Regions from separate parts of the Homo sapiens genome. Here region 2 is linked to region 1. The links are chromatin contacts, found by Hi-C or POLR2A ChIA-PET in ENCODE. All regions are on one chromosome and are shown on one strand. The core of a region is the stretch at or near the end of the contact, and the rest is flanking DNA. Distances in the headings are between cores, read along the strand shown.

Evidence for each region. Hi-C counts contacts between places; a loop is a spot of excess contacts on that map. ChIA-PET counts read pairs that join two places held with the same protein, here RNA polymerase II (POLR2A). Pooled maps may share reads with other maps.
Region 2: a map of breast epithelium shows a loop between it and region 1 (22-fold over the local background). The contact joins two enhancer-like sites. A Hi-C loop is called at or near these places in 6 of 168 maps with a recorded cell type or tissue (MCF 10A, breast epithelium, heart left ventricle and 2 more), 1 of 37 single-sample maps with no recorded cell type and 4 of 50 pooled maps. POLR2A ChIA-PET finds 5 or more read pairs at or near these places in 5 of 52 experiments (AG04450, BJ, activated B cell and 2 more).

What each region holds. Positions count from the first base shown.
Region 1 is chr5:52,863,070-52,866,948 of GRCh38, forward strand. It overlaps ITGA1 (integrin subunit alpha 1), which reads left to right. Exons shown (of 29, transcript NM_181501.2): 4 at 1,694-1,782; 5 at 1,902-2,013; 6 at 2,621-2,748. Among named protein-coding and RNA genes, the nearest start is that of PELO-AS1, 64 kb to the left of the region's middle. Within about 2 kb of position 1,487, at least 2 of the 41 ENCODE cell types and tissues checked have a DNase peak (open chromatin) inside an H3K27ac peak, as active enhancers do.
Region 2 is chr5:52,820,938-52,824,599 of GRCh38, forward strand. All of the region lies in intron 1 of ITGA1 (integrin subunit alpha 1), which reads left to right. Among named protein-coding and RNA genes, the nearest start is that of PELO-AS1, 22 kb to the left of the region's middle. Within about 2 kb of position 1,599, at least 13 of the 41 ENCODE cell types and tissues checked have a DNase peak (open chromatin) inside an H3K27ac peak, as active enhancers do.

The DNA.
Region 1 (3,879 bases), core at 237-2,736:
ATATTTTTGAATTACAGGTGTGGAGATTCTAGATTCTGTTATATGCCTGTGAATAGTCTTAACTTTTTTTATTAGCAGGAAATTTACTTGGCTCAACTCAATTTCCAAGCATTGACTTTCTTGCAATGACAAGTAGTTAAAATCTCTATTCAGGTTTTATTTCAGCTGGGCTATTTGAAATATACTCTGCGCATTTACTATTCAAGTCATCTAGTTATTTGGATAAAATATATATGCATATTATAGAACTGTTGTTTTGTGGCTCTTTTTCTAAGATATACTACTCTCCTCCTCATTTTGCAGCTGCTGTCATTGCCCTCAATCTCTGTTCTCTTTTTATTCAGTACAGTAAGACTAGGAGTTCTATTTGAGTTTTAGCCACTGACCAGGGCCTTCCCTAGGTTGGGGGTGGGTTAGGGGTGGGGGACAAAAACAAAACAAAACACAAAAGCACAAAACTCATTTAGTGCCAGTATCTTCTTCCAAGTATGGATTCCCCTCCATTTTCTGCCACCTTTCTAGTGCCTTCAGGTGATTGTTTCATGTATTTTTTTTAATTCTTCCTAGAATTTATAGTTGTGATTTGCAGAGGAGCTGTTTTGTTAGGAGTTACTCCTCCCTTACTGGAAATTGGAATAGTTTTAAAATTAGGCTAGAGATTTTAGCCACATCAAGTACAGTAGGGAAGTTTCCACTGTAGTCCCTAATTGTCCCAGGAATGCTTTTTCTGGGTCAAGCTTTGTATATAAAACTCTAATCCAGATTATACAAGATCAATGCATACAATCGCCCAGCTCTAGGTGCTTTCAAAGCAAACCAGACTAAACTCTTGGACAAAGGCCATTGCGCAGATCAGGAAGTCTAACTGACCATTCCAGAATCTCTGCTTCCATTCCCCACTTTAAATCCACATACAGTCTTAACATGAAAACAACCTCTGGAACAAACAGTGAGACAAATCTTTCTCAACCTGAATTTTGCCTCTTTCTAATATTCCACTCTACTAAGCAGATTTAGAAGTTCTTGTTTTTCCTGTCCAGTCTTTTTTTCTTTTTTAGTGTGAGAAAGTGAAACTTCTTGCCAATATTGTTAGGCTGGCATGCTTCATGCTTCAGGACCCAACATTCCCTTCAGAATGTCAAATGCAGTCTCTTTACTGTGTTTCCTTTATCAAAACTTTCTGGACACTGCTCTAATATTCCTCTAGTTTCCTTTGTCACCCAAAGGATGTCCTCATGATTTTGGAAGTCATGGTCAAAAAACTGGTGTTTGAGTTTTCTTTTCTGATCTTCTACCCATTTCCCCTTTTCTTGCCAAAAATCGTGTTTCATCACTGGTCATTTATAACAAAGTTATAAGATTACATTATATCTACAGTATTATGAGATTAAAAACTTTGCTTTAATTAGCAAGAACGTGCAAAAAGCAATCCCACATTCTCATTGCCCTGCTAGTTCTGCATTCTTTCACAGTTCAGCAAAACTATCTGAAATAGTTTCTGGGACATGAGCCAACTCTTCAGCCTTAGCTTGTTCATTATATTCCTTAAGAAGACTTGGAAGACTAATTAGTTGAACCAAAAGAAGAATGTGCTATGATATGAGCAAAACAAATAGAATGTCTTAATGAGAGATGCTTAAAATTTCACTTTGTGAAACTTTTCCTCCCTCATAAAATTTTGTTCTATTTTTAGTTAATACATCAATTCCCAATGTCACAGAAGTAAAGGAGAACATGACATTTGGATCAACTTTAGTCACCAACCCAAATGGAGGATTTCTGGTAAGAATGGAGAGAATGATATTTATTGACAACAGATATGCTATCATTTTAAGTCTTTGTAAGATCTGTTATATAATTTTCAGTCTAATGATTTCTAATTTTAAAACAATTTTTTAAAGGCTTGTGGGCCCTTATATGCCTATAGATGTGGACATTTGCATTACACAACTGGAATCTGTTCTGACGTCAGCCCCACATTTCAAGTCGTGAATTCCATTGCCCCTGTACAAGGTACAGATTTTATGCAATGTTCTTGCATGTTTGAAAAGCCTATGCAATGAATGAGACGTATGTATACAAAGGAACATACCAAAAAGCTTAAAGTATTTTCTTAGCTACCAGCATTACCAATTTAGGTAAATGTTTGCTTTGCCAGTATATAACAAAATCTGACTGCTATTTTTGGAATTGATATTAGTGTAAATAACTTTACAAAGTCATTTTTAAACATCATAGATAAAGCTGTCATGCTGCTTATATTTAAAGAATGAGTCTCTTTGAAGAAAGAAGTAACTTCATTTGAGATATGCTCAAAAACTGTTTTATAAAAACTTATATAAAATTCATATTGAGAAAATTTGCAAAGATAACTCTCATACAATACTAATTAAAATTCAGTAGGTATGAATTTTATCCCACACCAATTGTTATTGAAAGCAATGAATATTTTTATCATCTTTACTTTTTCGAAAACTATTTTTTATTGCTAAAACAATGTGTCTACTTTGGAGAACATCAGTTCATCTTTTAAAATGAACTTCTTTCAGCCATGAAAGCACTTCATATGCCTCTGAAAAAAATAGATTCCAAATTTGACAATTGACTCCTTTTATTGCAGAATGCAGCACTCAACTGGACATAGTCATAGTGCTGGATGGTTCCAACAGTATTTACCCATGGGACAGTGTTACAGCTTTTTTAAATGACCTTCTTGAAAGAATGGATATTGGTCCTAAACAGACACAGGTATGTGACTTTGTGTTTTGATTTCTGTTGTTCTAAAGATAAAAATGCACAAATTTTTAATAAAACCAAATATTCTGAAAGCAAATTAATCAATAAAACTAAAGTTGAGAATGAATTTTATATCCATTTCCTGTTCTTATTTCTGATAAAAAGGACATTACTTTAAGCTGTGTTATTTTCTATTTTTTTCTTTTTTCTTTTTTCTTTTTCTTTTTTAGACAGAGTCTCACTCTGTTGCCCAGGCTGGAGTGCAGTGGTGCAATCTCAGCTCACTGCAACCTTCACCTCCCAGGCTCAAGCAATTCATATTTCTCAGCCTCTCCAGAAGCTGGAATTACAGGCATGCGCCATCACACCTGGCTAATTTTTTAAATTTGTAATAGAGATGGGGTTTCATCATGTTGGCCAGGCTGGTCTCAAACTCCTAGCCTCTGGTTGATACACCTGTCTCTGCCTCTCAAAGCATTGGTATTACAGGCGTGAGCCACTGTGCCCAACCTAGGCTGTGTTATTTTCTAAACAGAAAATATTATGAAAGCTGCCATTTTTAATGCACTTGAAAAATAACTCCTATAGAGTTCTATAAACTCATAGTTTAATTTTTACTTAAAATGGATATAGCCACTTTTGGTAATGTCAGAGCCGGGTGTCAGAGTTTGTAAAAACTAATCTGACATCCCAAACAACCCATCACATTATAATCTCTCCTCTCATATTATACAAATAAGTTAGTAACTGACCAGAGGATACTACTTAAAGCCTGTTGTCCTTTCTGTTAATAATTTCTTTTCCCTAAGTTAAAAGAAAATGCCCCTGGCTATCTCTGCATAAAATCAAATAGTTGTTTGTTTATCCCCCCAATTAATATCTATTTCTAAACACATCTCCTTTATTGCCACTAAATGAAGTGGAACTTCTCACACAGCTTTTCCACTTTAGATACTGAGTTTAATTTAATTACATTTAATTAAATACATTTGACTGATTTAATGTTTATTAAACTCATATGGGCATATATATTAAAATACAGGGCAGACATAATGGATAACAGGCAAATAAAATGTCAAAATGAAGTCAATGCCTCAGGTCAGGAATTAGCCCTAGAATCAGAGCCTAAAAGATTGTTGTGTG
Region 2 (3,662 bases), core at 349-2,848, 42 kb before region 1:
TATTTAGTCCTTAATATCTCTATCACTAAATGGATAGGTTTCATGTACTCTTCAGTATTGATAGCCTACTTTCTAAGTGTGTGTGTGTATGTGCATGTGTTTCTGCCATTACAGTCATTGTATGAAACAATTATGTATTCTGACAACAGCTAGCACAGATTTATCTATTTAATAAATGTTGGTTGATTAATAGATAAAGGCACGTTTATATATACCAGCAAATACGAAGACTTGGATTCAGTAAAGTTTGATACCATTCAATAGCATTAAGATTAAGGATGACTGTGACGGCCTTTAGTTTGCATTTTTAGACTGCTTAATTTGGGTCAATGTTTCTCAAAGTTATCTCCAGTGGTCTAAACTGTTAAATCTGTTCCGAAGTCTAGGAACCTATGTCAGTCAAAAAAGTATGTTTTTAGACAGCTCTCCTCACCCCATTCCGTGTGAAGATGGCCCCACTGATATTCATAAAAAATAAGAATATTCCCTCCCAATGAATGTTGCTATAAGGAAATTTGCTCATACAGAATTGGTAAATGGAAAAATGATGTCACTATAATACATAAGTCACTATAATTCAGTTTTCCCTAGCACCTTAATGTTTATACTACCAATGCCACCACTTGAATGCCAAATACACTAAGAGTTGGACACAGTAAGCATATACTCATACAGTATTGTAAGGAATTCCCATTCTCCTTGTATTCTTCCTCTTTGCCTAGTTTTGCTGTGTGTGATTTCTTGGAAGGGCTTATATAATTGGCCCCAAACTTAGTTCATTTTGCCCTTGTCCCCACAACTATTCAGCCTTAACATTTTCTTACTTCATTCCACTGTAATCATTTATTTAGTATAGAATTTATTAGGAATCTAAATGCCTTTAAAATTATGCTAGTATTTTTATTTGAGTTGTTTCGACTTTATGTTTTAGCTAAAAAGGTGTATGGACTTTGAGTTGACTGCCCCAACTCTGTTTTTATCATAAGCTGTATGATTTTTATGTGTGATTTTGTAGAAAACACAAGATTGCTTTTAGGAATGAATATATCACATTATAATAGAAATATCTGTTTTCTTGCAACTTAAATTGCATATATTTTATGAATGGAAGAATGTCAACAACAAAATTGGCAATGGGACTATTTGAGAATTTGCCATGTGGAGGCCGTTTCCTGACCTTTTATCCTTTATATGCTAGAGTGCTTTAGAGTTTCCAAATGGTGTTCATATGTGGAATTTTATGTCAATCCTTGAACAATACTACAAGGATCATTATTAACATTTCTACTTGATAGACTTGGAAATCAAGGCTCAGAGGAGACAAATGTTTTGCCTACAGTAGATTGGTGACAACATTCTGGCTATAATTAGTTACTCTATTCAAATAAACATATTTGAGCTTCGATTTTACTTAGGGCACTGGGGATACAAAGATAATTAAAATGAAACTCAGTCCTCATCCAACCAGTTGCCTCTCTTCTTCCTCCCACTGATTCAGGGACACTTCCGTTTGGACTGGGCAGAGCTAGACAATCTCAAACTCATAGAGGCATCTGCATTGCTAGTTTCCTAGAAGAGCTGGAGGCTGAGTATCCGGACTGCTCTGCATAGGGGATATGGGACACTTAGGTGGCTCCTGGCCAAGTGGCCCAAGCCTGTTGCTGACTGGAAGTCTGTCACTTGGCTCTCCTCCCTCGCCAGTTCGTATTGTAGCCTCTACCCTTGACACTGTCTCACCCAGTGGAAACACAGCTGCAAGAGCTGCAGAAGGCCTATTACTTCTAATCTTTCTGCTTCGTATGATCGGTAATTACACCCCAGGGACACATAATGAAGATGGTTCATCACTGCTTTTTATGTGCTTCATAGTGTGAGATAGTGGACTGGGAACTTGAATCAGAGCAAGAAAATTGTTTTCTGCTCTAGGTTTGGTCACTTAAACTAGCCACAGTATATTAGGCAAAATATTTCAACTGCTTGGGCATCAGTGTTCTCATCATTTGAGGACACTGTCTCATTAGATGGTCGAATAGGGACTTTTCCAGCTATAGCCTTCTGAGATTCCTCAAGGACACATCGAGTTTGTATTGCATGGTCAAAAGAGGGCTCCAAGGAACCAGGTCTAACAAGCTTTAAGGTGAGTGAGTTCTCTCAATGGTGCCCCGACTTTCCTGACATCCTTCTGAATCTTAGACAAGCCTCGGAGAGAGATACTCATGGAATGACCAAAATGGTAGCACCAGATCTGTATGAGGTATTTAATCATTTTATTTTATTTTAATTTTTAGACAGAGTTTTGCTCTGTTGCCCAGGCTGGAGTGCAGTGGTACGATATTGGCTCACTGCAACCTCCGCCTCCCGGGTTCAAGCAATTCTCCTGCCTCAGCCTCCCGAGTAGCTGGGATTATAGGCTTGCGCCACCATGCCCAGCTAATTTTTGTATTTTTTAGTAGAGATGGGGTTTTGCTCTGTTGACCAGGCTGGTCTCAAACTCCTGGCCTTAAGTGATCCACCCACCTCAGTCTCCCAAAGTGCTGGGATTGCAGGTGTGAGCCATGGCACCTATCCAAATCATTTTAAATGGTGATGATTATGTCCAATAAGTCCATCTTATTCTCTTGGGCATCTCAACCTTTTCCTGCCTTAGGAAAATGGAGGTCCTCTAACTCCTAAGATCTTGTCACATGATCCTGCTGTAGGCAGAACCCACACCAGTTAAATGTTTATTTACTTGATCAATGTTTAGCCTGTGGTTGGCTTTTAAATATCCCAACGGAGACTGAGAAAGCAGTGCAGAGAGTGCTAAAATACAGACAAAGGAAAAGAAAGAATTGGAAACTAGGAGAAAACAAGGAAAAAAGAAGGGGAAAGTGCTTTCAGCATTTCTTTTCAACTTCCTCTACATGCTTAGAAAACAGAATTGACTTTTGTATGTCTGTGGTAGCTTTACAAATAAATTAAACATATTATCAACGTTTGCCAATTTATTTTACAAGTATACGGAATATCATTAGCACATTCTGGTGATAGTATGTCAGATATTTAAAGAGCTCTAGCTTGAAGAAAATGGGCCTTACTTTAAGAGTGCTATATTTGTTTTATGTTCTCATACTTAATGATCTGGGACCTAATTTTCTTCAGCCCTGATTATGCTTTGTTTCATGACCTTTAATATATATATATAGTAATCATTAAATCAAATAATTATAAGTCACTTACCAAAGGAATTAAATATGGAAAATGCATTTGAATATGTACATGATTCATCCACATTTTAATATCTATCCTTACTTCTGTTTCCTTTTGTCTCCCATTAATGATAAAATAGCTGAGAAGATTGTTCTCTCTTTTCTTTCTTTTTTTTTTTTTTTTTAGACGGAATCTTGCTCTGTTGCCCAGGCTGGAGCGGAATGGCATGATCCCAGCCTATGGTGACCTCTGCCTCCCGAGTTCAAGAGATTCTCCTGCCTCAGGGTCCCGAGTAGCTAGGATTAAAAGCATGTGCCACCACGCCCTGCTAATTTTTGTATTTTTAGTAGAGATGGGGTTTCACATGTTGCTCAGGCTGGTCTTGAACTTCTGACCTAAAGTGATCCGCCTGCCTTGGCCTCCCAAAGTGCTAGGATTACAAGCATGAGCCACTGTGCCCGGCCAGATTGTTC